Linked DNA regions of Homo sapiens: regions 1, 3, 4, 5 and 6 are each linked to region 2. Evidence: chromatin loops called from intact Hi-C (ENCODE). Cell type or tissue: HCT116. All regions are shown on one strand.

Region 1 (5,000 bases), 360 kb before region 2:
AAAAGCAATAGTAATTGTAATAAAACATAACCTCTCTCAGAATATAAAAAGAACCCTTTCCAACTCAATTTTTGAAGCCAGCATCATGCTGATACCAAAACCAGACAAATACAGAAAACTTTACACCAATATTCTTCATGAATCTAGATGCAAAAATCTTTAACAAGATATTAACAAATAGAATCCATCTATGTATAAAAAGGACAATATATTACAATCAGGTGGAACATTTCTTAGAAGTGCCAGGTTGTCTTAATATTTGAAAAACCAAGGCAACTCCTCACATTAATAGGAGGGGAAAATGTTTTTTTCTCCCTTAGGACTAGAAGAAAAAGTGCACTTGACAAAATTTAGCCACATTTATTACAAAAACTTTCATCAAAGCAGGAATAAAAAGAAACTCTCAAGCTTATAGAGGGCACTTTTAAAAATGTGCAGCTAACATCATACCTAATGGCAAAAGACTGAACTTATTTTCTCTAAGAACAGGAGCTAAGAACAGGAACAGAGCTGATGCTGGTACAATTATATATCTGTATGGAAAAAAAAAAAAACTTTAGTATTTCCAACATATGATACACAAAAGTTAACATGAAAAAGATCATGGATGAAAATGCAAAAAGTAAAACTATAAAACTTCTAGGAAAAATGTAGGAGAAAATTTTTGTGATCTCAATGTAGGCAAACATTTTTGAGGTAATAAATCTATAATTTTTTTTTTTTTTTTTTGAGACGGAGTCTCACTCAGTCACCCAGGCTGAAGTGCAGTGGCGCGATCTCGGCTCACTGCAAGCTCCACCTCTCGGGTTCACCCCATTCTCCTGCCTCAGCCTCCCAGGGAGCTGGGACTACAGGCGCCCGCTACCACGCACGGCTAACTTTTTGTATTTTTTTTAGTAGAGACAGGGTTTCACCGTGCTAGCCAGGATGGTCTCAATCTCCTGACCTCATGATCCGCCCGCTTCAGCCTCCCAAAGTGCTGGGATTATAGGCGTGAGCCACTGCGCCCGGCCCACAAATCTGTAACTTTAAAAAATGATAAATTAGACTATCAAAATTTAAAATGTTTGCTCCCCAAAGGATACTATTAATAATATAAAAAGGCAGGTCACAAACTAGGAAAAAAATAACGATATATATATGTGACAAGATACTTTTATAGAGCATCATATATAAAGAAATCTTATGATTCAATAATTAGAAGATAAATAACCCAATTTTATAAAGTGAGAGAAGCAAATGAATTAAACAGACTTTAACCAAAGAATATATACAAATAGCCAATAGCCACATGCAAAGATGCTCAGCATTATTAGTTAGCAGGAAAATGCAAATTAAACTCATCATGAGTCACCTCCACACACCCATTAGAATCAATGTTCAAAAGGATGATCATACCAGATATTGACAAGGACATGGCTCAGCCAGAGCTCTCACTGATTGCCGTGGGAATAGAAAATGGTGTAACTGGCCAGGCGCGGTGGCTCACACCTGTAATCCCAGCACTTTCGGAGGCCGAGGCAGGTGGATCACTTGAGGTCAGGAGTTCAAGATGAGCCTGGCTAACATGATGAAACCCTGTCTCTACCAAAAATACAAAAATTAGCCAGGTGTGGTGGCAGTCACCTGCAATCCCAGCTACTCGGAAGGCTGAGGCAGGAGAATTGCTTGAACCTGGGAGGTGGAGGTTGCAGTGAGGTGAGATCGTGCCACTGCACTCCAGCCTGGGCAACAGAGCAAGACTCCGTCTCAAAAAAAAAAAAAAGAAAAAAAGAAAAAAGAAAATGGTATAACTATTCTAGGAAATACTTTGGCTGTTTTTTTATAGTTAAATATCTACTTACTCTACCAGTAATTTGCTTCTAGGTATTTACCAAGAGAAATGAGAACATTTGTACACATTTGTTACACACATTTGCTCATAGCAATCTTAATAGTCAAAAACTGGAAGCAAGCCAGGTGCCCATCAACAGGAGACTGGGTCAATAAATTGGGGTATATTCATACAAGAGAATAGTACTGAGAAGGAAAAATGAATAAGATACTGTTAGATTTAACAAAATGAATAGATCTCAAAAGTGTTATGTTAAATGGAAAAAGCAAGTATTTACACAGACACAAAAGAGTACATGCTATATAATTCCTTTTAGATGAAATTCTTAAAAGTCAGAACGGACATAAAGCAGATCAGTGGTTGCCTGGACAAGAGCTGGGGTGAGCTTGCCTGTAAATAGGTACAAGGGTACTTTGGGAGGTGATGGAAATCTACATGTTGTGTTGAGGTTGACTGGGTGTATACATTCGCCAAAACCCCTTGAACTGATATAAAGGTGCAGTTTATTGAATATAAACTACACCTCCATGCAGTTTTTTAAGAAGAGTTTATGTGTATTTTCTCCTGTTTGAGCTTTGAAAGAACATTCCAAAGCTCCTAAATGCTTTGGAATCCCAAAGCTCCAAAAATGTTTTCTATTAGAAAACATTTAGAAGTGCTCAAAGTAGCAAAAGATTTGCCTAGTTTTATCGGAAGTATGGAGAAAAGACACAAGATGGCGGTGTTACTCAGAGAAAGCAAAAGTGTATGGCGTCTTTCTCAATAAAGTCTCATTTCACCTGGCAGTTCTTCACGTCATTGACACGATTGTCCTCAGTACTTTCTTCTCCAGGTGCTTATGGGAGTCTTCTCTAATATACTTAATTACTGTCTACACTCAATAACTACGTCACGGATCCTTTAAACATCTCAAGAGCTTTTGTTTTTCTGTTGTTGTTGCAAATAAAAGTGAAAAATGTAAATAGTTTGCAATCCAGTAATCTATTTCGTTATTAGGGAGACTCATGTCTACTGCGGTTTGTTACTCCATAATGGAAGCCCCTGAGAAGTCGCCTTACCTCTGGGAAGAGCGCTTTGCTTCCCAGAGAATCTGATTCGCATTTCAGGCAGTCAGCCACTGGAGGGCAGTGCAGAAGCGTGAATGCCCTCACCTGCTCGGAGGCGGGAAACCCTGCAGCAACTGCGTCTTCTAAGGGAGCCTAGGACCAGGTTATTAGCAGAGGGGAAAAGAAAATGAATCCATTCTGGAAACCATCCGTTTGATTCAGAATGTTTTGTGTAAGACAGTATTTCTTGGGCCAGGCACAGTGGCTCACGCCTGTAATCCCAGCACTTTGGGAGGCCCAGGCGAGCAGATCACTTGAGGTGAGGAGTTCAAGACCAGCCTTGCCAACGTGGTGAAACCCCTTCTCTACTAAAAATACAAAAATTAGCTGGGTGTGGTGGCATGTGCCTGTAATCCCAGCTACCCAGGAAGCTGAGGTAAGAGAATCGCTGGAACCCGGGAGGTGGAGGCTGCAGTGAGCCGAGATCATGCCACTGCACTCCAGCCTGGGCGACAGAGCAAGACTGTCTTTAAAAAAAAAAAAAAAAAAAAATTATTTCTTGGTAATTACAAAGTTGTGTCCATCAGACGAACTCTAGAACTCTACAGATAACTGTGGACTCTAGCCTCCATGTACAGAGCAGCTAAGTGCAGACTGGAGAGAGGGCAGGCAGGGGCCGGCCGAGGGCGGGGTCCTACAGGAGGAGGAGGTGCCGGTGAACCTCCCATTTCCACGACTTGTACTCTTGGGGCAGCCCCTGGTCTGTGCCACGTGGATGGTGAAAGCTCACATGGAGAACATCCCACTGCCTTGAAGAACCAGAGGACAAAGTTTAGGACAACCGCAGTCACTGGCTGGGGGGCGGTGTGGGGCAGGGATCGGGGACTGACAAACAGAAGAGCCGGGAGACAGGGAACCTCAGACCATGAGTAAAGGCTAACTTCCTAGCTGGGCCATGCATGGACCTGACAAGCTTCCCTCGCTAAGGCCCAACCCTGCAGCCCTGATGGCCCTGCTGCCCCACCCAGGTTCCACGCACTGTGGGGAGATAAGCGGAAGCTGGAAGAGGGAAACCCTGGGCTTACAGCCTGGTTCTGCTCCCAACCACTACTGCTAATGTCTTGAGCTTGTTACCAAAGCTCCCTGAGCTTTAGTTTGTTTTCCAGAGAAAAGATGAAACCAGACCTCTCTCCTAGGGCTGCTTTTGAGGACTACCAGGGATAATGTGTGCAAAGCGCCTGACACAGAGGGCTTCACTCTGTCATTAATTTGCTTCCCACCTCTTGTTTGTGGTTTCCCTGGAATCTTGTGACTAACTCCTGTTGCAGGAAGTCAGGGACCCCAAACGGAGGGACCGGCTGAAGCCATGGCAGAAGAACGTGGATTGTGAAGATTTCATGGACACTTATCACTTCCCCAGTCAATACCCTTGTGCTTGCCTATGCCTGTCTTTACTTTAATCTCTTAATCCTGTCAGCCAAGGAGGATGTATTTCGCTTCAGGACCATGTGATAATTGCGTTAACTGCACAAATTGTACAGCATGTGTGTTTGAGCAATATGAAATCTGAGCACCTTGAAAAAAGAGCAGGATAACAGCAATTGTTCAGGGAATAAGAGAGATAACCTTAAACTCTTGACCGCCGGTGAGCTGGGCAGAACAGAACCATATTTCTCTTCTTCCAAAAGCAAATGGGAGAAATATCTCTGAATTCTTTTTCTCAGCATGGAACGTCCCTGAGAAAGAGAATGTGCGCCTGGAGGTATAGGCTTATAAACAGCCCCCCCGCCAGGTGCACCTGTCTCTTATGGTCGAGGCTGCAGAGATGAAATATACTCCAGTCTCCCATAGTGCTCCCAGGCTTATTAGGAAGAGGAAATTCCCACCTAATAAATTTTGATCAGACCAGTTGATCACAAAACCCTGTCTCCTGATAAGATGTTATCAATGACAATGGTGCCTGAAACTTCATTAGCAATTTTAATTTCGCCTGGGTGCTGTGGTCCTGTGATCTCGCCCTGCCTCCACTTGCCCTGTGATATTCTATTACCCTGTTAAGTCCGTGATGTCTGTCACCCATACCTATTCACACACTCCCTCCCCTTTTGAAAATCCCTAAT
Region 2 (5,000 bases):
TCCCCGCTCCATGGTGAGGTCATCACAACATGTGAGCAGGAGGGCAGGCCGGCAACCTCTGAGTGCTTAGAGAAAGGGACGGGATTCCTCCTGTGCAACCCCTCTAGTCTCACTCAGACTCAAGTCTGACTAAGGGGCCAGGTGCTTTGACCAGGGACTCTCCCCTCTCACTTCCCTCCCAGGAGTCACAGGTACATGAGTCCTTGTTTTACAAATGAAGAAAACAGACCCAACATGATTAAGATGTTGCCTTCATAGGGGTGGCACCAGGATTCCAAACCATGGACTCCACTGAGCCCAGTGCCCACTGACATGTGCCAGTAACAGTGCAGCTGCCTGTGGTTCTGTCGACTAAACTGCCGGCAGAGGCTGGCTTTCCACCTTCTTTTTTTTTTTTTCACTCTTCAAACACTTTATGACATGAACATAAACTACTGGCTGCATCGTTCTGCTGACAACATGACATGTTTCTATAACTTGAAAAAAGCAAGCAGTGGACTGCTCATTGGTAAAATTGAGTCAGTAATCTTTTAGGAAGGTTATTTTTCTTCCTTTTACTGCTTCTCATCTGTTCCCCGCAGTAAAGAGGACAAGATGACGACGACTCAGGGAACACCTCCAGCCTGAAGCAGCACCATGCGAGCTTAGACCTTAGGGTCGGCTTAGAAACCACAGGCGGGGCGGCTTGGGCCCCTCGGACACTCCCTCTCGAAGCTGCTTCTCCCCAAGCTACCCCAAAGGCACTGAGCGCCCTCTGCCCCCCAGCAATTCAATTCACTGGCTGTCCTGCTCCTGTCAGTACTGAGAGTTGCATGTTTGACCCTCGGGGGAAAAGTCCAGAGGCCCTGGGGTGTCCAGCATGCTCTGAGGTCCCTGCTGCTGACCCCTTGCGCTGTCAGCATTCAGAGACATTCACACAGCACAGCCTCCCAGGCTAACAGCTGTCATGGAACAGTGGAGCAGCTAGACGTGGCCATTCTGTGGCCCAGTGCTGCAGAGGTCAAAGGGACAAGCGCAGGGAGCATCTTTGCTTTCAGAAAAAAAAAAAAAAAAAAGAAGCACACTGGTGCACTGACCTGCTCCTGGTGTCTTTGTGATTGCTCTTTTCTTTCGATTTTTGGTTGTCTTTTTTTTTTTGAAAGAGGGGCTTTTATGCTTTTTTCCTAATGTTCATGGGTAAACCAATGTAAATGTGTGTATGTTTATAGAGATGGCTTTAAATCGCAATTCTGCAGTAGAGATTGATTTTTTAAAAAACATGGGTAAAAATTGAAGAAAAATTTTAAAAGAACATTTAAACCATCTTGGGCTAGGGGTGGATATGCACCACCCCACGGAAGCCAAACAAAATCTCTCTGCAGATAAACATTTGCAAAAAGAATTTCCAATCCCAATTTTTGAGTCAGAGATCTTTTATTTCCTTGCAAATTACATATCTGTTTCAGGATTTTTGACTATAAGAAGAATGAATGAAGATGTGTTTCTTACAGATAACTATGAACAAACCAGGAAGGATAATAACTTGTATCCCCCAATTCGAATCCAGAGGATGGGAAGGCATAAAAAAAAGAAATGGAAGAAACTTTATTTTTAGTGGTAAATGGTGGGACTATGTATTTTACGTATGGTGAAGTCACCAAGCCCAACACTTGGCACTTGTAGGCAAGGTAGTCTTCTAATCTGAATGTGAAGTATTATGTTTTCATTTGCTTGGTAATGAGGAATATTGGTGCTTTCGTCCCAGTTCTCGAGCTGACTGACTTCTCTTTCTGACGTGTGTTCCTTTAGCACACCTCTACACTGCATGGCTCTGAGATGTCCTGTGACTGTTTCATGTGTAAAGTTGCCTCCCCAAAGGACTCACATATTCCTTCAGGGCAGTGAGTACTTCTGATTCATCCTTAGCAGCTACCTTCGCGCTACTTTACTAGATATGTTGTAGTTGAATTAATGAACAAAAGAACAAGCAACTTTGGTGCCTGGTGTGCATCTCAGAGCAGGGTGGAGTGAGCCTGGCCAAAGGGTCATCATGCAACCTCTGTGGCTGACTCCATCTGGCCACGGAGCTTCTCAGCCATGCTTGGTATTCACATGACTTCTAGGGCGACAGCTCAACCAGCAAATAAACAGCTTCATATGGGAAATATTACTCAGCCTTTGTCATCAAGGAGTGAGTCACGGGCCTGAACTGAATAGAAGATAGAGGAGAAAAGGTGTGTGGACTGGGTGAGACAGCGCCCAGCGAGGTGAACTCCCGGCAGCCCTGCCTGTCTTTACCTGCACATCACCTTGCTAGGGTGCCTTCGGTTGTGAGGGCCTGTCTAGGAAGAGAAGAGTTGCACCCTGGCAGGCAGCACTGAGCTGTCTCATGCAAAGCTGAGGAAGAAAGAGTGAGCTGCCCAGTGAGCCTGCTGGGGTGGTGGAGGCTGGGCTGGGCTGTGCAGTCTGCAGCCCCCAGCAGCCCTTGGCACCTTTCTACTGCCTGGTGCTCACCAGCTCTCCAGTAACAAAGAGGGACGTGAAGTCAGAGGGGAAGGGAGGTAGCACAGGGCAGTCTTGACTTTGAACAAAGAGCTGGCTTCCTGAAGTCAGCTGGCCGGGTTTTGAAGCCGATTTTCCAGCAGTGATCTTTGATGCCAACCCCATTTAGGAATTCTGTATCTCCCCCTACCTTCTACCAGATGTCTCTGAGCTCACCTTTGGTGATAATCATGCAATCTCCGTCATCCCCACGTCCACACTGCCCCATTCTGTCCCACCCCGGGTTCTGTGGTGCTGTCGGCTCCCCAGCGAGCCAGGAAGGGAGAGGCCAGCTCTGCTGGGGCTCCTGCCGCCCTGGCTCTGCACTGCCCTTCTCTGGCAGGTCTGAGGCGCCACTGGAGGAGCCACACGGCCCTGAAGCAGCAAGGCAGATGCCCTGGACACAGTGGAGGCACAGAGTGCAAGCACCGGCCTGGCCCACAGACTTTTGGAGGGGAAGTGGTATTATTCAGTTCAAAAGTATGCCTGTGTGTAAAGAGAGAGCCCCTGAACATGAGTAAGCAAAAGTCTCAGCGCAGAGATTAGACAAGTAGAATGCTGGCCCGAGAGGAGGCGTTTACTCACCCTCTGTCTAGGAAGGAAAGCCAGGCCCAGCACGCTCACTGCTATCTATCCTCTCACACAGAGGGATTTTGAATCGAAGCCAGCATCCTGTCCTTTCTCCAATGTCCCCTGCTCAGGAGTCAGGACTCAGCAAGGCCCACCCCAGCCACACACAGATACAGTTCCAGGACTCAGAACTCAGCGAGGCCCACCCCAGCCACATGCAGGTCCAGTTCCAGGATTCAGGACACAGTGAGGCCCACCCGAGCCACATCCAGGTCCAGTTCCAGGACTCAGGATTCAGTGAGGCCCACCCCAGCCACACACAGGTCCAGTTCCAGGACTCAGGACTCAGCGAGGCCCACCCCAGCCACATGCAGGTCCAGTTCCAGGATTCAGGACACAGTGAGGCCCACCCCAGCCATATCCAGGTTCAGTTCCAGGTAAATCATCTGCCTTCCTCCGTCCAAAAGCCTTGTTTCCTGTGTGTCCTTGTGTTTAAAATGGAAACGTTATGAGAAACTGCCTGCCAGGGCAAAGGGTGCTGCCCGGCACACAGTAGGGACTCAAAATGAAACTATTGTATTGAATACATAACAGATCAACGGGTATTGCTTTCTGAAATCTTTTTTAGCCCAATTTTGTTTCTTATAGTCCAATAACAGGTCAAATTCATTTCTGATTTACTAGCCATTCAGTTGCCCATAAAAAATGGAAAGTGATTTAAGATTATTAGTTTAAAAACCAATGAAGGTAAAACAGTTATCATTGAAGGCACATAGGCAGAAATAGATTGCAATAGTTGCTGCCATGTGAAGCCTCAGTGTCATGCTCCATATTTAGAGAGATCTATGATTTCTGAGGCCCTTTCATGTCCATGATCTCAGTACTGCTCACAACTGCCCTGTGAAATTCGCCGAGCTGGCCCCATGTCAATCAGAGTACACTGAGCACTGAGACCCAGCATGTTGAGATAACTGGCTAGAGATCATCCCATAATGGTACCATCACAATCTTCACACTGTAGAAGTTTGATGATGTCACTGGAAGCATATTCCACAGTCCCTTGTGAACTGGCCTTCCTGTGATCAGAAGCATCAGTGAACTCCCAAGAGGGTGGGAACTCCCAAGAGGTATTCTCACTCTACTTAGTGTATATTTTACAAATCACAAGCTTGGCTTTGGATTCTTTTAATGGCTAGAAGGAGAATCATGGGGTTGGAAGTCCACCAGTTTGGGTATTCTGTTCCCTAACTCAAAATAAAGAGATGTTATTTTCAAGTCTTCTGCTTGTTAACTTAATTAGAGATACATGAGTTTGCAGCTGTGCTGGGCATGCCGCAGCTTGGCATGTTTAGTCCAGAAGGCATATTATAATGTACATGGAAGATTGTCAGAAATTCAAAAGGACTTTTTGAGTATCACATGTGTATTTTCAAGTTCCAATATAGATTCACATTCAGTTTGACAGGTATCTTTGGATGCCTATCAGTTAAGAACTATTTATTAGTTGTGGAATAAAATAGGGTAAAATAAGGAACAACTGAGGAAAAAACATAAAATTTGCTTTGTGAATAAAAGTTGTCTTCAAAATTATGACTTTTTCCATCCCACAAAAGTTTTGATTAAACCCACAATGAAAATTTAAATAAGTGTATTTACTTTGGTTTAACCACTTATTTCATTATGACTCACAACTATAGGTTTTCTAGTTTCCATTATTACAAACTATTGTGTGGTTTAAATCAATTTCATAGACTAGTCTAGTTCTATAGTCACAATTTATAAAATTTTTTTATGTGGTAAATTGAGTGTCTTCATAGATGTACATGATTATTTCTCAATTTTTAAGGAATGTATTTTTTAAGATAGCCTTCTTTAGCCTTCTTTAACACTGATTTTTGTAAATTTTTTAC
Region 3 (5,000 bases), 300 kb before region 2:
GTTAATTTCCAAAATACTTAAGAAACATATTTGCTACAATATTTGCTAAAACTCAATAGCAAAAAAAAAAAAAAAAAAAAAAAAAAACAACCTGGTAGCACAATTTTTAAATGAGCTAAAGACCTGAATAGACATTTCTTCAAGAAAACATACAAATGGCCAACTTGTATATGAAAAGTTGCTCAGTGTCACTAATCACGAAGAAATTGCAAATCAAAACCACAATGTGAGATATCACCCTACTCCTGTTAAGATGTCTATTATCAAAAAAACAAAGACAACAAATGTCGGTGAGGATACAGAGAAATTGAATCCCTTGTACATAGTTGGTGGGCATGTAAAATTGTGCAGCCATAATGAAAAACAGTATTGAAGTGCCTCAAAAAATTAAAAATAGAGCTAACATATGATCCAACAGTTCAACTTCTGGGTATTTATTCAAAAGGATTGAAATAAGGATCTTGAAGAGAAATTAATACTCCCACGTTCATTGCAGCATTATTAACAATAGTCAAGATGTAGAAACAACCTAAATATTCATTGGAAGGTAAACGAATCAAGAAAGTTTGGTGTATACATTCAGTGGAATACTATTCAGCCTTAGAAAAGAAGGACATTCCGCAACATGTGAAAACATGGATGAACTTTGAGGACATTATGCTAAGTCAGTCACAGAAAGGTAAATACTGCATGATTTCACTTACATAAGGAATCTAAAACTGTCAATTTCATAAAAGCAGAGAGTAGAATGGTGTTTGCTAGGGGCTGGAGGGAGAGGAGAAGGGGAAGTTACAGTCCAATGGATATAAAATTGCAGTTTTGTGAAATCAATAAGTTATAGAGATCTGATGTACAGCGTCATGCCTACAGTTAACAATACTGTATTGTACACTTGAAATCTGTTAAGAAGGTAAATCTCATGTTAAGTGTTCTTATCACAAATGAAAAATAAAGGGGAATGAGGAAGACCTTTTCAAAAGTCTGGAATGAGGATAAAATGAGACTATGAATGGGAAAATACTGTGTAAACTGTAAAACTTTACACAAATGTTAATTCATAAAGCAGCCAGGACCATCTTTTTAAATCTAATAATCAGGTTGTCTCATTCGTAAGCTTAAAACTCTTCAAACATAATATTTTGCAATAATAAAAGGCTCTCTCTAGCCTCATCTGTCTTTCATCACCACACACACACATGCATGCACACACATGCATGCACACACACACGTACACATACATGCACACGGGTATTTCAGCAGTTTAGCCTCCCTTCCATTCTTGTAATATTTCAAGTCCCTTCTATCCCCGAGTCTTTCTTATCCTTCAGCTCTTAGATCAAACACAACCTCTACAGAGACCTTTCCAGACCATCCTATCTGAATAACCTTCTCCCACCCCTTGCCTACTCATTCATCATCTTGTTTATTACTACCTAATGCCACACTTTGAAATCATCTTGCTCAATTTTTTTTGTTTGTTTTCTTATTCATCATCGCTCCTGGCTCCGTGGGTTCAGGGTGTGGCCTGTCTCTCTTCTGTCCCCAGTATCAGAGCAGAATCTGGTACATGGTAGACACTCAGTACCTGCGTGTAAAAATTGAATGAGGATGTTAAGTGTTCCCACCACAAAAATGACAACTATGTGAGATAATGCAAGCTAGATTTAGCCATTCCACAATGTATATATACAGTAGTCCCTACTTATCCATTCCAAGAGGATACATTCCAAGACCCTCAGTAAATGCCTGAAACCATGCATAGTACCAAACCCTACATATACTTGCGAAAGGAAAACCAAAACTTAGGAACCTAATTTCACTCTGCTAAAAGAAAATATTAAGCTGAAAGCTGAGTCATGCAAGAAGCTGCTTTTCCTTTTATTCCCAAGCAGAGTAGTACAGATAAAAGGTTAAACATCTCCACAGGTAGCTACTGTACCCTCACCTTATCTTAAGTGAAGCGCCGATTTACTGAGAGCTAGAAGAACACATAATAGGCTATTCCCCTACCTGCTCCTTTTCTCTTGCAACACATGGATTCAGTCATGTAACCACAACTTCCCTCTTTCCCCTTTAAATACCAAAGCCCTCAGAATCGTCTTTGGAGCAAGGCACAGACCTCCCTTGCGGGCATTTCCTTAACCTTGGCAAAATTAACTTCTGAATTGATGGAGACCTTTCTCAGATACTTTTTGGTTTACACACTATACTTGGCAGTCAGTCTGATCACCAAGACAGCTAAGTGACTAATGGGCAGGTAGTGTATAACAGCCCAGGTACGCCGGACAAAGGGATGATTCACATCCTGGGTGTGATGGACGGGACAGTATGATATTTCATCACACTACTGAGAATGGCACACAATTTAAAACTGATTCTTAATTTCTGGAATTTTCCATCTAACACTTTTGGACCATGGTTGACCACAAGTAACTGAGACCGCAGAAAGGAAACTGCAGATAAGGGAAGACTACTGTACTTCAGAACATCATGTTGTTCATAATAAATACAAACAATTTTTCTGTCAACTAAAAAATAAATAAAAATAAAATGTTTACTACCATAAAAAGAAAATGTGATATACACATATAATGGAATATTATTCAGCCTTTACACGGAAGGAAATTCTAACACATTTCTGCAACATGGGTAAACCTTGAAGACATTAGGCTGAATTAAGTGCACCATTTGATTCAATACATATTCTTTTAAAAAATCTATTCCACGTCCTCTAAAATATACCATACAACTTTCAAACACTGAAAAAATACACAAAAAATATAAAGTAGAAAAGGTGTTAGGAGTTATCTTAGTGAGTATTTTTACAAAACAGTAGTTAAAAGATTATAGCAGATGGAAATAAAGTAAACAAAATAGCATTAAAGCATTTAAACATCATTAAAAAGATTAAATCATTGTTGGTTTTAAAATACACCTATCCTCTTTCTCTTTTCATAATATGTACCTCAAAAATACAATAAAATACTAGTAGAAATTATCTCTAGAAGTTGATATCACAGAAATTATTTTTGCCTTGAGTTTTTTGCGATGATAATGTATTACTCTTAAAATCAGAGAAGCTGTAATGCCATTTCAAACAAAGTAGAAAAGCCTCCCCATTCCCTGCCCCACCACTTCCCTCTTGCAATGCGGTTTTTCAATAGAAGCGCAGAGTAGAGGAAGGTGATCCTAAGGATTCTCCTCCTAAGAGGGCCAGGACTGCACCTCGCTGGCCTGGGGTTCACACAGGACTGGTCCTGGAGCCCTGCCTGCTCCATCTGGGGGAGGAAGCCCAGGACTGGGCTGCAGGTTTGTGAATAGGGGCACCGAGGCGTGCAGCGACGCTGAGTGACTCTTCCATAATGCAGGGCTGAGTGGGCAGCAGGCCAGACGTGGGTCAGGGAGCGTTCATCCCGAACCGTGTCCAGCCCTGGCCTCGCCGGCCCAAGTCGCCCGCCCTGTGCAGCCAGGGGACGGCGACGAGGCTGAAGTGCCGCTTGTTTCCGAGCCTGGATGAGTAATGACGCGTTTCTTTTCCAGAAGCAACGTAAATCTGGCTTGAGGCTGGCACAACACAGCAGGAGCAGTGCAGGCTGGTGGCCAGGCGCCCGGCCCTGCGGCTGCCGAATCTTCGCGAAGCCTGCATCCGAGGCGCGCACTGGTTCCAGGCCCTGCGGCCATGCGAGGGAAGCCGCAGCGGTGGCCGCAGCGGTGGCGGCTCCTAGAGCGGTGCGGGCTGGTGCTGGCGGCAGGTGGGATGGAGGGGGGTGGGCTCTTCATGTCTCTCAACCCCTGATTAGAATCCGTGTCGATTTCTGGACACGCGGGCCGAGAGGAGCTGAGATCCGGCCGGCATTTCTCAGCCATGAGTTCTTTTTTGTTTGTTTGTCTTTGTTTGTGTTTGTTTTGAGACGGAGTCTTGCTCTGTCCCCAGGCTGGAGTGCAATGGCGCGATCTCGGCTCAGTGCAACCTTCGCCTCCCGGGTTCAAGCGATTCTCCTGCCTCAGCCTCCTGAGTAGCTGGGATTACAGGCGCCTGCCACCACGCCCAGCTAATTTTTGTATTTTTAGTTGAGATGGGGTTTCGCTATGTTGGCCAGGCTGGTCTCGAACTCCTGACCTCGTGATCCGCCTGCCTCGGCCTCCCAAAGTGCTGGGACTACAGGCATGAGTAACCGCGCTTGGCAACCATGGGTTCAAAGCAGGCGCAGGGAAGCTTCCGGAGGGTGCCTGGACGGCAGCTAAATGGTTGGGGCCTGGCTCCTGGCTGACCCTGTCTCATCCCGGGTGGCCGGCTCCCACCCGTTTCTACAGGGCCGGCCTCCTGCCCTAGGATTCTGACTCTGCAGGCTTCCTAGCCCAGGATTCCTTTTTTTTTTTTTTTTTTTTTTTGAGACAGAGTCTCACTCTGTCGCCCAGGCTGGAGCGCAGTGGTGCGATCTCGGCTCACCGGTTTCACCGTGTTAACCAGGATGGTCTTGGTCTCCCGACCTCGTGATCCGCCCACCTCGGCCTCCCAAAGTGCTGGGATTACAGGCTTGAACCGCCGCGCCCGGCCCCGAGCCCACGATTCTAACACGCAGTGGAGGCTGAGAGCCTTGGCTGGGGCGCCCTAGCGTCAAGCTCACCATGTGGCCTTTGCGGCACGTCTGCTTCTCTCTGCCTGGACCGCTCGGGTTTGAAGGCCCAGGGCGGGCCCCAGACGTCTCAGGGGCCATAGAGGCGCTGCTTCCGGAACTGCTGGAAGAGGATGACCAACTGCTGCTGCCAGGTCGAAGCGTCCTTGCGGAGGGACCCTACCAGGAAGGACAGGGAGCCACAGCCCTAGTCCCCTCGGCTCTCCTCCCGCCTCCCAGTGCCTGGTCCAGTGTCCCAGTGGCGGAAGCGAACAGGGACCAATCCGCAAAGGAGAAATTGAGTTGGCAGTGACATTGCCGGAAAATCACTACTGCGGAGTGCGGAGAGGTGGTTTGGGGCTGATAGGCAATGGTTTAATTGCA
Region 4 (5,000 bases), 60 kb before region 2:
GTTCAAGAGCTGGAAGGCTTCTGCCCCCATTCCCATTCCATTAATTGCGTGAGGTAGAGAACTCATAGAAGATAGGAACACATATGCTGATTTCCAAAATTGCCTTTGTATATTTTCACGTGAAGACTTTAGGGGCAAAAGAAAAGAAGCAAGCATTTTGAATATGTGTTTCAATTTGCCTTCTGTTATATAAAATTGTATTTTGCCTATTCTTTTTTCATTATTCGGAACCTTCAAGAAATAAATTAAGTTCTCTCAAAAATGTGTTTTTTGAAAAGAGGACTAAAACAGATGGCCTGGCTGTGTTAAACACAGGGACCAGACCAGCACCCACCTCTCCACCTGCCCTGCCTTCACTGGCAGAATTGTGATCCATCATGTTCTCTGTTCAATGTCATCATCCCTTTCAGAGCATGGGTCTCTTCCTTTCTAGGCAGTCTTACCAGGATGCATGGGTGTGCCTGCGTAGGCACACGCACAGCTCCCAAGGACTCTAAAAAAAGATATTTTTCTGCTTATATACTAATAATATGTTAGAGATTTATGTTTCAAATTAGTACAGAATCACATGGTTCTCTCCAAATTATATTTGAGAGAGAAAGAATAGAACAAAATTTATTTTACAAAAATACTCAGTACATTTAGGGCATATACAAAGATGTTCCAGAATGTAGCTTATCTCTTTAAAGACAATTAACACAGTTTCTGGGCAAGGCAAGGCAAAATATTCAGTAACTTAGCAACACCAACAGAAGACAGCCAATATTGCAGCACATTTTTCTCTTGGATTGGGTCAGAGAGTACTGCAGAGAAAATGGAGTAGAGAGACCTGAAATACTTTCGCACACACTGTGGTCAGTGCAGCGTCCACTGTGTGCCACAGTAATACTAGAAACTCCCTGGTTAGGCCTTGGAATCCAGCTCTCATTTCGTATGTGACCTGCAGGGAAGTAAGTTAAATGCACACGTTTTATCAAGTTCAAATGCAAACTTAATTTTAAATGTATGCAACATCAGTTTAAGCGTTGTAGCTATTACTAGCAATTGTACCTATTACTAGTCTGTACTCTGCACAACTTTGGAGTATACTGCCTACTCAAGGTGGATTTTAGAGCTCTATTTGTGGCATTATATCACGGACAAAAGCACGTTCATCAGAGTCAGAGGAATGTGGTGCAAATCCCAGCTGTCCCACTTACCAGCTGTGGGACTTGAGTAAGCTCCTGAAGCAGCTGCACCTGCATTTTCTGGTGGGCACCATGGAGCTGTCAGCAGTGCTTTCCTCAGAGGGCTGCGGGCTGGATGAGGTTTGCTGGTGCATGTGAAGTGTCAATCATTGCTCTCATGAGTGGTGATGCTGATGCCGTTCCCTTTTTTAGGGAAGTGATTTTCCCTTACAAAGTTACCAACAGTTTCATGTTGGCCCATTTTTCTATTAATTGTTTCCACTAATAGGACCAACAGTGGTAGTCCCATCATTTTATTACTGCTTGTCGTAGCACAAGCAGTTGCTTCATTGTGTTTAGATAAATATTGACGGCTGCTTTTAACAGTCTGCTGTTTTGTCTCCTTTTGAGGTCCTTAAAGTAATCCTTAAAAAGATAGTGCAGATGGAAAGATGTCTGGAGTCAGTGAACCTGCCTTCTTTCCTGTGTGCTTGTCAGTTTCTAAAATGCCATACACAAAGGACTTTCATGATTTCTTTTTAGGTACATGATTACAGTTCAATTCACTTCACTGTCTGGAAAATTTCCTTATAATCAGGATGAAATTTCTCATGTTAGCCTTTCACATTTCACTACTTTTAGATAAGGAATTCTCAGGCTTTGCTATATCTGACTGCTCTTGGAGGCTGAGCTTTTGGCTAACTACCTGACTACTTTGTCGTTTCTCTTCCCTTGGAATGAAGCAAATATCTAACTTCTCACTCATTGTTTCTGCTATTTTACCATTTAGTCATCTGTGATTTTTCTAAATACTGAAAGACTTCCCTCAATTCAAACTATGTGCCGGATCAAGGAAAGGGCAGTTGGATATTGCAGACAGCATAGTGCAATTGTGAAGAGTGTCTGCTTACCAGCCACGCTGCCTTGCACAAGTTATCAAGCCTCTCAACCCACTTCCTCAATCTGTAAAATAGGTATGAGTGTAGGACCTTCCCAGGGGATTTTTTTGTGACTATAGAATGATTCTCAGAAGACTTTCAGGCAGTATGTGGGTGAGGCACATGCTGGAAAGGCTTCTGCAGGTGCAGTGATCAATGCTTTTCTCAGTGTGTACATCCCATAATACAGACACGTTACCAGAAACTCCCTAGCCAGGACTTTGATTGCAGCTCACATTTTGTATATGGCCCATAGGGAAATGAAGTGTGTATTTTTTATAAAGTTCAAGTGTTAACTTAATTTGGAATTTACTATCAAATCTCAGTTGTTATGGGCATTTATAGCTATTAATACTTCGTCCCATGTGTCCCATGAGGAAACCAAGGAACAGAAATTAAAGTTCTTTCTGGAGTCCCCTGAATCTCGTTCCTGTTCTTTTGCACCCTGTTAATTACATAGAGACATTCACAGCTCTTCTGACCTTATCAGCGTTAAGGAAAACAGAAAACCAGCGTGCTATTTGTTCTGTCCCTTAGTCAAGCCTTCTCAACATATATTTTTCTTCCAAGATTTTGCATGTGCACAGGGATGCCTATCCTCTACAAGAAACACATTTTAGGCAAATTATAATTAAAATGCTGTTTACATCTCTTCACCTTTAGAATTTAAAGAATGATCATTTCTTAGATTGCATCTCAGACACACCCTTCCCCTAGTCTGGAGAGGGCGAGGCCCATGGGTACTGCAAACAGCCTGACGTTGTCAGGGGCGGTCTCAACGGCTCATTCACCACATCTGCCTCGCGAAGGCTAAGCCATGTGCTGTTACCCCTGCTGCGCTCTGGCTCATTCTAAGGTACACGCTATTAACCTTGTGAGAAAACAAAGAGGCCAGCCCCACCCTTCCTGCTCACTCTGAGTCACGGTGAAAATGTTTCAGGATCTCGGGTTCGACCATGAGTCCTGTCCAGGTCCAGGAGGAAATTCGGAAGGACCACATGTTCACTCTGAGATCCCACTTTCATTTCCCTCCTGGTTGAGCAGCATTAATACTCTGGCTAGATTTAAATTCTGGCTTTCTCCAGTTAGAACTGAAAGTTATGACAATGTAATCAAAATAGAATGTGGGTTTACAGCTGGCCCCCTGGCCTGGTTTGTGAACATAAAACAGAAACAGAAAGTGTAAGTGGTGACATCATATTCTCTCATTCAATGTGAAAGGCCACCGAAGTCTTTCCAGAATTATTTTTGAGAATAATATGAATTTTTAAAAAATACCTAATTATTTTAAATATCGTCTTGCTTGCTCCCCAAATACCTACTGTTTTCAACTTGGATATACGACATGATTAAAGAATATCTAATATTTGGGAATGCATACTTTAACCTTATAAACTACCACTGTAAATAGACAGACTCATTAAAGTGAAAGGACATTTTAAATCAATTAGTAAGCAAATCAATTAGGTGGCAAAGACAAGATTATTTTTCCTTATGGTAGTTGAAGAATAATGCTTAACCTGTCATTCTAATTACCAAGCACGGTGTTCTCTTTGGAAGATCATTTCAACAAAACATTATTTTCATCCAGAATTTGAACCTTGAGATTGCATGGTATTTTAGAAATCTATTTTAGAAATCTTTGGCAAAGGTTACTATTAAAACAATCACATTCATGGAAAATCAGTATAAGAGCAACTAAAATAACTCACAATACCAGTAAAATCACTTTGTCATCTTCTTAAGACTTTTAAAGAGCATTTGTAAGTAACTGAATAGAAGGCCAAAGGGTGTGTAGGTAGCCCAGACCATCAGTGGGCAGCCAGGGCCAGGGCAGGGGCCACGGTTGCAGCCTGCATTCTTCTAAAGGGCAGAGCAAATTAAAGTTGAAGCAGGAGCTAAAAAAAAAAAAAAAAATGTTTCAAAGAATTCCACCAACCAGAGGATACTACCTAGGACAGTTTGGGCCTAACTTATCTGTGAAGGCCTCCAGCTTCCTCCACACCGGTGGCCACTTTTCATTCACTCTGAACCCTTCTTTGTATGGAGGTCATTTTATTAATTGAGCTGTGACCAACATGACAGAATTTCCTGTTTTAGGGCTTTTATAATATAGATAGTTTATATCTAATTTCAGAATATATTCACTGGGGAATGGACTTAGCAACCACTACCACAACAATGCAACAATGTGTTTTGGAACAAATTTACCAATCTGAATTTCCCCCTAGATTAGGTCACAGGAACATTGCAGCTGATGTACAGCTATGTTCCTCCTGAAACTTGGAGACACATCCTCTTGAGCTGGGTTATAATGGGCCACCCAAAGCTCGAGTTCCTGTAATGGATACACTCAGGCAGCAGAACCTACCACCGTAGTGAGGACAGCACCCAGAGCCCTCAGAGGCCATCACAAGTGCACCACAGCTGCCTTCTCTGGCACGCTCAGAGCTACACAGTGTACTCTGGGATTGGAACTCTTTATTTTTTTTTCAGTTGATTTGTAAATAAGATTGCACAAAAATCCATGCACATCAACTCTCCAAATCAGAATTTGCTGAGCTAAAAAGAGCATTAAATTAGATGGGCTGGCTTTCAAGGGGTGGGGGTGCAATAGTGGAACTCTGCACAACAGTTCTTTACAAAGAGACAAGCAAGCACATCGCGTGGAAATTTCCATTCAACTGGAAATGTCCAAGCCTGTTTACCTCAATTAATTGTCCTTGTTCACTTGTCCAGCCTAGCAATTGTCCATTAGTAATTTGTTATAAATGAGACATTTGGTATTAAAGCATCTCTTTGGGATACTGGTATGGTTTATTATAACATTCTGTTAGTAGTGTTGTACAAGCTTGAGATGTATTAATACGAAATCCAAGCTGCATGAGGGCTTTAT
Region 5 (5,000 bases), 340 kb before region 2:
TACACTGTCCCAGCACGGACCCACGGCAGAAGAGGGCCCTCATGCACTCTGCACCCCTGTCAGACTTCTGTGAAATTAATGGCTCAGATAGCAAAGAAACCCAGTTCAGCCACCAAACTACTTAAAAGGCAGTTACAATCAAGGCATAAGATGTGATAATTTGATACACATATTCATTGTGTAATAATTTTCACATTAACACATCCATGTCCCCCAGTAGTTATCGTGTGTGTGTGTGTGTGTGTGTGTGTGTGGTTAGGACATGGGCAGTCTGTCAGATTCAAAACCAAGAACAACACTTCTCCAGCATTCCTTCCTCCAGTCCCCATTCTCTGCACCCTAGAGCAAACCCGCCTCCTGTGAGTAACACAAATTAACTCTAGTGTTAGTTAGAGAATTCAGTGTTTAGGAAATGGCCTTTGAGCCTCGGACTCAGTCTAGACGTTTTTCAGCCTGTGCCTCATCTGGATACCTTGTCGTCCTGGTTTCAGTGAGACCTGGAGCCGGCTCCGCTTTCTTTCCTGCCCATGCCGTCTGCTTCATGCTCCCATACTTTTCTTATAAAACAATATTTTAAACTCTTAAATAAAATTGTAGGAAAAAAGTCATCCATAAACCTAACTCACAAAGTAATTACCTTACATTTTAGTCTATTATTTTCATGTCTGTAACCATATAAATAATTATAGCCATAGCCTTAAATTTTTCTCTCAAATATTTTATTGTTACATAATATAATTTCATATTTTTAAATTACTATTTTAATAGCTAAATATGCCATTTAGCTACTATGTCCTAATTTCCTTAACCATTTCCTTATTGTTAGATACTTTATTTTTTTTATTATTTTACAGTTACAGATCACGTTACAATCAATACTTCAATGGACTTCACTTTTTTTCCTTTCCACTGTTTTCTTAGAATAAATCCTTAGGAGTTAGAATACTGGTCTGAGTCGTATAAATATTTTTATAGCCTTTTAACTTTCCATGAGGGCTATATTTGTTTATACCACTTGCCTTATTTCATGTCTGCATTCTATTTGTATGTCTTACCCAATCTTCTTCTGTAATTTTTATATTATCCTTTCTTTTACTTAGAAAAATTGTATATTTTTATGTAATTGCATCTGTTATTTTTCTCTTCTATCTTATATTGCCTTAATTCTTAGAATGTTATCAACACTTTAAAGTTCTGCCTTTTTGCTGGCCCATCTATAATTTCCTTAATATCTTGTTCTTTGATATATTTGGGAATTTTGAATATAGTTGTATATTTATTTTTTTCCACAACACTGTATCATTAACCCAATATCATTTATGATGTTTTGCTGTTTTACAAGGTTATAGTAATCCTACACTAATCTAGGTCAATTTCTGGGCTCTCTACGCATTTGCATTCATATGTTTTTATATTTTTCATTCATATTTCTTTGTTTTCAACATGATGCTACAGTATGTTTTGATATCAGGTACAGATACTTATTCCTTGTTATTATTTTTCTAAAAACATTCTTCTGTTATACTCTGACAATCTTCACTTCCATGCTATTTGAGTAGTCTGTGCTCTTGGCCACACCCTAAGCTAAGCCAGCACCGTGATTATCCCACCTCTGAAATAATAAACTTAAATCCCACTAAACCACGTACTCATTCTCTTCACCTTCTCCACTCTTTTATTCCAAGTCACCCTGCACTTTGCACCATTGGGATCTATTACCCCAGCTCCTCACTTCACTCCTTATCACCCCGGCGGAGCAAAATGATCAATTATTTTAGGATAATTCCATCAGCATTTCACGTTTCACAATTTCTTGTCTATCCACCAAAGTTACGTCGCCCATTTCCAACTCTGGAGGCCCCTGTCTGTCCAGGCTCAGTTTCTCCCCTCAGCTGCCCGCTGCAGCCTCACAGAAATCAAGGGCCCCTGTCACATTACAGTAGTTTCTCTGGTTGCGCATGCAGGATTTGCGTCAGGGTGGTAGAAGATTGGAATTGGCAAATCCAAATATGCTGCATTCTCCAATCTACGATGTTGTTATAGTGAGTGTTAAAAATTCTGGAACAGATTTTTTGTTGTTGTTGTTGTTGTTGTTGTTTTCTTTTATTATTATACTTTAAGTTTTAGGGTACATGTGCACATTGTGCAGGTTAGTTACATATGTATACATGTGCCATGCTGGTGCGCTGCACCAACTCGTCATCTAGCATTAGGTATATCTCCCAATGCTATCCCTCCCCCCTCCCCCCACCCCACATCTGGAACATATTTTAAAACGTGTCAGTCACCAACTAGGAGACTAAAGAGTTACCCTAGGAACACTGCATGGCATGTAAGAGCAAATTTCCTTTTTTACCAGTAACATTCATTTAAATAGGAAATAGGAAACTATAGAAGGAAATATGTGTGTGTGTGCGCGCATATGCGTGTGTGTGTGGGTGGGTGGGTGGAAGGGGTAAAACGGAAACACAGGGACAGAGACAGAAACAGTTGAGAATTCCTGCCTCAAAAAACCCGATCTGCTGGAGTTTGTATACATTGTCTTTTCCAAGCTTGAAAAAAGTTCTCCACAGAAGTAATGACCCTGGACTTGCAGAAGAGAGCGCTAAAGCTCAGAAAGTAAAGTCAGCTCTCAAGAAGACTTCGCTAGTAACTAGCGAAGTAGGATCCCACCCAGATCTGCGTTCTCCACCTGCTGTCACATGATGCAGTGAGTCAAACAGTACTGTCACTGCATACCTCATTACGATGCCACGCTGACTGTCTCAGCTCCACGACAGTGGTTATTGGCCATTTTGTTCAATGACACCTAGCAATGCCTGCTTCCTACCAGTTACTTAACAATAGTTGTTGAATAAATTGCTCCGTTCACTTATATTCATGGCATATGGATGAATAAAGAGCATGCTCACCAAATATTTGGCTAGCAAGTACTCATGTATGTACAAAAGAACAGCCATGTGTCGGGCAACAGAATCAGGGTCAGAAACTCTCCTGTCGGGGCAGCGAGCAATGTGGTGGGACAGGGGCTGCCTCAAAGCCTCCTTTTGGGTTCAAAACCCACAGGAAAATGCAGCAGAAGAGTTTAGGAAGAGTACTTTCTATTTTGTTTGGAGGTTGGTTTTTTTGGTTTCTGGCTATTTTTAAAAATTAACACCTTGCATTGGTGTGGTACCTTTGTTACAACCAACAAACCAACGTTAGTACATTACTATTAGCTAACATCTGTAATTTAAATTAGGGTTTACCCTTTTGTTATATAGTTGGATAATTTGTATTGTAGAGTTTAATGAGTTTTCACATATGCCAGTATCACTCATCCATTATCATAGCATCATACAGAATATTTTCACTGACCTAACAATCCCCTGTGCTTAACCTATGTATGCTCCTCCCTGTAGCTCTCAACACCTGGAAACCACTGATCTTTTTACCATTTTTATAGTTTTTTTTTTTTCAGTGTGCTGTACATTAAGAATCATATAGTATGGAGTCTTTTCAGACTGATTTCTTTTACTTAGGCATATGCATTTAAGGTTCCTCCATGTCTTTGTGGTTTGAGAGCTCTTTTTTTTTAAACCAGTGGATAGTATTCTGTTGTCTGGATATACTGCAGTTTGCTTATTCATTCAAGTATTAAATGTTATTTTGGTTGCTCTCAATTTTTAAGTTATGAATTCAGTTTCTAGTTAGCAGAGAACACATGAGCGTCAGTCTCTGGTACTATGCTGTTTCTAGAGCTCTACAGATGTGAGCCTACCACATGCTACAGCAGGAGAGACGTCTGCACATAGTAGGCCTGCTCTTCTCTGCAGTCTTCAGACTGGCTTTCTGATGCTTTTCATGATTATTTATTGAGGAATATAGTGTTAAATTCTAAGCCCAAATATTTTCTGATAGACTGTCACATTCGGGAAAAAAATGCAACAAAGACAGTTGAAGGACTCAAAATCCTCTCCTTTGAGGAAACACGGAAGAAGAGAGAATTCAGAGATGCTGCCAACCATCTGCAGCCACCTTAATGGCAGTCACCGGAAAGAGGGCCAGCCTCGCTCTGCAGGACCATGGGGGATAGAAGTAGGAGCAATGGGTGAAAGGAACCTTGGAGCCGTTCCAGGTTTTGAGAGGACGTTGAGGATTCCCATGCATTTTGTTGCAGACATTTCCCCATCTCAATCATCAAAGAGCAGGGGAGAGTTGCCATCTGACCATCGAGTCTCAAAATATTGCAGCCCTGGTAAGTTCGTACATATATACCCACAGGAACTTGATTCAGAAACGTGTCAATCAAAAACATTTCTGAGACAATCTTGAAATTGAGTCCAGTAACCCACACAGCCCAATTCTGTTATCTCAGATGTCATCAGACGCCCTTGAAGGTGATTGAGGTTGCTTTTGTAAAGTTGGAGTTTAGAACCCTTAAGTGAGCACATCAGCTCTCGCATGGGGTATGGTGGCACCTGGAGAAGGCAGGCATTGCTTTCCTCTGGTGCTCGTGAGTTTTCATATTCAACACATTTTGTCTTCTCTCTACCTGAGTTCAGAATTCTTCCTGCAGTTCTCACCTGAAACCACAGCCATGGGTGGCCCCACAGTGCTTTTCACTGAGTGACATGAGGACCCTGTAGGTCTTCTTCCCTCTGGAGCTGAGGCATCTGGTGTACCCCCTGTTTCAAGCAGTTCTTGCCCCACGGAGGGAGACCCTCTTCTGGGGACTTAGTGCCACACAGACACCCGGCCAGGGCCCAGCGCGTACAGCAGCTCCAGGAAGAATGCTGGCTGTTTTCAGGAACTAAGCTGGTTGGGTCCTTAATTTCATGCCTGAATCTCCTTTCATTTTCTGAGAGCCAAGTTATGTGGTATTTTCCTTGATTGAAATTCTTAAAATCATCTTGGTCCAGTGCCTACCACCCACCCTCTGCCTGTTGTTTCTCAGTATTTCTATAGAAACAGACATCCAGGTGTTAAAATCCTACAGTCCTAGAAATGGCTGTTCTCAC
Region 6 (5,000 bases), 68 kb before region 2:
TCCATGGTGCTTGCTTCCATTATATTTGTGCCATTTGGATCATAACTGATAAGCAACCAAAGAGTCCCATATTACTGCACGTTCCCATCGCTATTTTATGTGAAGGTGGTCCTGGGGGCTGTTCTGAATTCTCAGTTTCCTTTTTTCCCCTCCCCAGTTCTTTGAAAATATCAGAAACGGACTTGTGGCATCTTTGAAAAGCTACTTAAAATGTGCTGCTGTGCTCTGAACTTGAAAATGTGCTTTTAATACAAAGTTTGTGCAGCCCTTGCTGCTCATACGAGATGAATCTTACCATGTGGTGGATGCCCGTCTCATGCCAGGCACTGTGCTCTAAGCCCATTGGTTTATTTCAGTGCTTGAAATTGGCTTTCGAGAGAGGCACCACGGTTCCCTTTTTACAGGAGAGGAAACACCAGAGGATCAGAGATGGAGAGTCTTTCTCCACAAACTCACAGACCCCAAAGGCAAGCTCAGGGTTGTCAGCTTCCAAAGTCTGCCTGCTCCAGGACCTCATGTTGCATCTCCATTCTCTTCACTGAGGGTCAAATGGAAAGAACACATGGGGGTCAAGTTTCAGAAAATAAGAGAAATGAAGAAATATGTGCCCGGAAGCAAGAACGACCGACCTCATTAAACTGGCTCCCTTCACCTCCTCTCACATCTTTTTCTGCCTTTTGGCCAAGTTTTCTCTCCCCCGCATTTCCTCCTTGATCTCGTTTGAATCCTCTTCCCTGGTGAAGTCATTTAGGTTCAGGCTCTTATTTTACTTTGGTCCATAATTTAGATCGAACCACATGTGCTGATGTGATTGAAACGATGTGGAATTCTCTGGACAGAGATAGAATTATGGAGGGGTTAGTGTGTGTGTTTAAGATTAAAAGACCAGGTGTATGGGAGGAAATATAATGAACAAAAAATAGTATTTTAAATGAATACTAAACTTGCACTCATGGAAAAAGTTCTCTTCCCATGAGGTTCTCGCAAAGCATTTTACCATCAGCACACGCAGTTTTTCTCAGTTTTCTGAGATGGGGCCATCTTGAATCCAACAGACAACACACAGCATCAGCCAGACTAACACAAAGGACGTCATGGGCATGGACGTAAATACTGGTGTCAACACTAGGTCTGCACCTCGAGAGGAGTGGAGCAAAAGGATGGAGTGGCAGATGAAGGTATGCTGTTCAGAAAGGAGGCAGAAATGAAAGGAAGACCATCAGTGCGCTCCACAGCTTGAGGACCGTCCTGGAGGGCAAATGCCAGCTGCTCACTTCTGAAAAGAAAAATTCCAGTGAAATGAGTACAGTCATTCTTAGGATTACTCACTTGATACTGTGTATGTCTCTTCTTGGCTTCTCATCTCCACACAAAACCCTCAGGTGGTAAAAATCTAATTAAAAAAATTATATAAAGTCTTGTAGATTTATTAGCCTGAACATAATAGATTTTTTTTAAGCACGTTAAGTCTTCCATGGACTAAAAGAAAACTTGTAAACCTAAGAGAACCTCTATTTTTGATATACAAAATAATACATTTCCTTAAACTATGATCTTGATACTAGAATTTTAATTAAAAAATACCTGCAGTTTATATGCAAAGTTATAGATTAATGCTTAAAAATAGGTTGTATGTAGTATCCACAGGTCATGTTTGACTGTCAAATAGATGTAATTTTAATTCATAATAATTGTGTCGTGTTCTTCCCCACTAGAAGCCAATTATGCAAGCTTCACCATTCACACATGGAAAATAATTTAATGGAGTACTCATTGCAATTTCACTTATCCAGAATTGGCTGTTGTTCTCAGAGCAGCTTGTGTTGCCTTGTTAAGGAGAATATGTTAGTATCCAGACATCCAGAAAGGATCCTTTACTGTTTCAGAGTCCATTTTCCCCACTTTTGAAATACACACACAAACACCCATTCATGCAAACCAAACAGAGATTGTAAAGTGATTCCACTGACATTTATGCACTTCTTTTTTCTCTTTGGTTCTTCAAACTCTCAGTCAGTGCGCATTTACTCTTAATTTAGATACGGTTTAAACCTAATTAGAAACCAGAAGCTCTTGTATTTCCACAAAGGATTATGACAGCCCCAAGAAAAGATAGTGAAACCATTATATAACAAGATAAAGGCTTCTTAACAATACAAGGATGGATTTTCTCATTGATCTTAGCCTTCTGAATTTTAGAAATTGCCATTTCAAAGTCTAAAACAAAGGAAAATCAGGGAATAAAAGAATGGTAAGTAGACACAAACCTACTGGCTCCATCATTTCTGTTTTAGCAAATAACCTGCCACATATACCAATAGCCCAAGAGATGGGCATGTCCCTGCATTTCCTGGTCAAGGTGACAACACTGCGTCCTCCTGGAAGAGGTCTGCCACTCACCATACCACAAACCAAATATAATAAAATCAGAAGGCACACTATAGTGAATTTTTTAGAGGCATGTATTGAAAAGCATCTCAAAAAGCATTCTCGAAGCTTCCAGAAGTCAACTCAAGTTATCTGAAAAGTGACACTTTTGATGATTGCTCGCTTAATACTGGGAGAGCCAGATGAAGATTCCTCCCCACTTCCTCAGATGTGCAACTCTGGAATTTCTTAGTGTTACTGGAGATTCCTGCTGCATTCTGGGCCTTTAATGCATAAACACTGAGATGTTCTAAGGAAATTACTCCCTAGGGAGGAGAGGGGTGGACGAGGAGTAAGCTTTGCTGGTGACTCATGCGCTGTGTGGAAACTCCCTGCACAAGTGAGCTGCGCAGGGTGAGTCTAAAGGGTTAATGCACTTTCAAAAGCCTCTAATTTGTTATTCCAGAAGAGTAATTTACTCACTAGAAGTATCTGGGTGGCTACTAACACATTTGTGTCTTTAAAAAGATCAGTTTTATTTTAAGATTAAAAATATAAAGCAAGAGCTGGAAAGTCACTAAAAACTGACAGCCAGTTTCCCATTTTCAAGAGTATTTATTAAAAGGTTCTGGTTGCAGAAGGAATAAGAAATGGCTTGAGATCATGACACAGTGAATCATGTTGTAAACATGTTAGCTATGGCTGTGAATTCAACCAGCGATGAGTTCAAGCGTCCCCAGAAGGTGTTGGGGGAATTAGGGACATGGCTGTGTTTCCCCAGAGAAAAGTGGCCATTTTACTTTCCCTCTTCACTAACATGCTTTTGACATGCATGGCAGAGCTGAAGGCAAGGGGAAGGGGACAACATAGTAAGTGACTAAGTGGCTTTTTTTTTTTTTTTTTTGCCAAGTGAAGCTGAGTCATATGGCCTCTGTCATTCCAAAACTATTCTCTACGGCTGCATTCCTTTCGCTCTTGCCTTCCTTTAGAACCCTGGAGAAGGCCTCCTGAAGCCTGGCCCTATTATGTATCCTGACAAAGATAAACTTTTCCAAAAAGCTGCATGTTGTTTCTAGCACAGTTTTTCCTCGCAGTGACTACGTGATGAAAGTACCATGCAGAGGAGGTGTCTGACTGAGGCGTTCGTGGTGTGTGACAGAGTCCCCTGCACAGGACAGCCGCACTCCCCTCTTGCGTCCTTTCCTCCCATGTTTGCAAAGCCTCTTTCCCTGTCAGCAGGGGGTGTTCTGGCAGTTGACATTTCTGAAAACTACAGCCTACATTTTTAAAAAATCCAGTAAGTGAAAACTAAAAAATTAATACCGTGGTCATAATAGTGTGGCATTTGATAACTAATGAGGCACTGTCGTGCCAGCTATTATTTTCAGACATTTACAGTCCTTTTTTAAATACAAAGAAATATTTGGTGTGAAATGTTCCCCGGGAGCTGGTGCAAGCAGAGGCGACAGGGCAAGGGAGCTTGGGTTGTAGCCTCGAATTCCTCCGGCCAGGGCTACCGTCAGCCTGCGGCACACAAGTAAATCAAATATAAAACCAAAATTTCTGTAAGCAAATCAGTTTCTAACTCACTGTAACGAATTATCTTTCGCACATCACAGAGGCATCTCTTTTCACTGTCGAGTTTGGTTTGCTTGGTTACAAAAAGGGCAGTTCAAAAGCTTTGGTTGCTATTGTGAAAGTCAGCTGAATTCCTTCCACCGTGCTGGGGTGGGGTGGGGTTCACGCAGGTTCTCTTTTGTCACCAGGGGTGCTGTGGATTCACAAGTAAGCAAGAGGCTCCTCAGGTCAAGCCTCTGGCTGCTCCCTGAGGTCAGCTGCCTAGCTTCTCCTCCTCTGAGATAGACGGGAACAAAGTCTTTGATGTGTGCATTTCTCAAGCTTGACAATGATACAGCTACATAAAAACCCATGATTTCATATAGATATTCCAAAACGTAAAAGTAAACCATGCATCCACAGAGACATGGAATTACAGAACTGGATGCTGAGCTGGTCACTTGGGAGGCAGGCGTCCTTGCCATTGGTTTATGCCTCAGCCCCACCATGCAGTGGCTGGCCAGGTGACCTAGGCCAGTCCTGCATCCTCGGCTCCTCACCTGCCTGGTGGGACAGTGACATCTCTCCTGCAGCACTGCTGTCAGGGTGAGGGAGGTAGGGCGCAGTTTCAGAAAACCATTGGGCTGCACCTGCGTGAGCACAGCTGCAGGAGCAAAAGTCAGAAAGGTCAGCAAAGGATTTCAGGAGCAAAGGTCAGAAGAAACCCTCAAGGTGGTTGTGTCTGCAGGAAAGTGCTGTCGTCTCCTGCAATGCTTTCAAGACTATTCAGAAGCACAGTGTGAAGGGAGAGCCGGAGCCCATGGGGAAATGACTCCAGAGTGTTCCACGTGTTGGAAGGCATCTGTTGGAAAACGGACATTCAAGCAAATAGTTGCCTGCATAGACAACGCAGAATGACTGGGAAAGCCCCAACAAGTTACCTACTGGTAAATGAGGTGAGAAGCTTAAAGTGAGAACCCCATTGCTGCCTCTTTTTCACTTTAAAAACATTTAAGTTTTGAATTATGGTAAAATACACGTAAGATTTACTACTGTAACCATTTTTAAGTGTACGG

Evidence for each region. Peaks named below come from ENCODE experiments on the same cell type or tissue, not always from the same donor. Only the 100,000 strongest peaks of a DNase experiment are listed, where the experiment ranks them.
Region 1: it touches region 2 in a loop (3-fold over the local background); 9 of 110 quality-filtered maps call a loop at or near these places.
Region 3: it touches region 2 in a loop (6-fold over the local background); 8 of 110 quality-filtered maps call a loop at or near these places.
Region 4: a loop joins it to region 2, with 6 times the contacts of the local background. A loop is called at or near these places in 34 of 110 quality-filtered maps.
Region 5: it touches region 2 in a loop (4-fold over the local background); 9 of 110 quality-filtered maps call a loop at or near these places.
Region 6: it touches region 2 in a loop (6-fold over the local background); 29 of 110 quality-filtered maps call a loop at or near these places.

What each region holds. Positions count from the first base shown.
Region 1 is chr7:54,771,376-54,776,375 of GRCh38, forward strand. The region is part of intron 1 of SEC61G-DT (SEC61G divergent transcript); the gene reads left to right. Among named protein-coding and RNA genes, the nearest start is that of SEC61G-DT, 15 kb to the left of the region's middle. RefSeq lists a silencer at 2,877-3,036. In HCT116, a CTCF peak has its summit at 2,935 (motif pointing right); DNase peaks (open chromatin) are centred at 2,596 and 2,976; H3K4me3 peaks cover 821 bases; H3K27ac peaks cover 625 bases.
Region 2 is chr7:55,130,903-55,135,902 of GRCh38, forward strand. All of the region lies in intron 1 of EGFR (epidermal growth factor receptor), which reads left to right. Among named protein-coding and RNA genes, the nearest start is that of EGFR-AS1, 56 kb to the right of the region's middle. RefSeq lists enhancers at 1-11, 317-1,224, 1,738-2,937, 1,878-2,877. In HCT116, no CTCF peak of the experiment used is centred here; DNase peaks (open chromatin) are centred at 2,109, 2,585 and 3,059; H3K4me3 peaks cover 1,981 bases; H3K27ac peaks cover 3,918 bases.
Region 3 is chr7:54,829,717-54,834,716 of GRCh38, forward strand. No RefSeq gene overlaps it. Among named protein-coding and RNA genes, the nearest start is that of SEC61G-DT, 73 kb to the left of the region's middle. RefSeq lists an enhancer at 1,101-2,300 and a silencer at 4,601-4,792. In HCT116, no CTCF peak of the experiment used is centred here; DNase peaks (open chromatin) are centred at 1,485 and 2,265; H3K4me3 peaks cover 1,973 bases; H3K27ac peaks cover 3,345 bases.
Region 4 is chr7:55,071,188-55,076,187 of GRCh38, forward strand. The region is part of intron 1 of EGFR (epidermal growth factor receptor); the gene reads left to right. Among named protein-coding and RNA genes, the nearest start is that of EGFR, 55 kb to the left of the region's middle. RefSeq lists enhancers at 2,490-3,689, 3,202-3,371. In HCT116, no CTCF peak of the experiment used is centred here; a DNase peak (open chromatin) is centred at 2,964; H3K4me3 peaks cover 340 bases; H3K27ac peaks cover 1,661 bases.
Region 5 is chr7:54,786,152-54,791,151 of GRCh38, forward strand. All of the region lies in intron 2 of SEC61G-DT (SEC61G divergent transcript), which reads left to right. Among named protein-coding and RNA genes, the nearest start is that of SEC61G-DT, 29 kb to the left of the region's middle. RefSeq lists a silencer at 2,260-2,937. In HCT116, a CTCF peak has its summit at 2,610; a DNase peak (open chromatin) is centred at 2,670.
Region 6 is chr7:55,062,578-55,067,577 of GRCh38, forward strand. The region is part of intron 1 of EGFR (epidermal growth factor receptor); the gene reads left to right. Among named protein-coding and RNA genes, the nearest start is that of EGFR, 46 kb to the left of the region's middle. RefSeq lists an enhancer at 4,335-4,911. In HCT116, no CTCF peak of the experiment used is centred here; DNase peaks (open chromatin) are centred at 2,704 and 3,254; H3K4me3 peaks cover 1,943 bases; H3K27ac peaks cover 3,132 bases.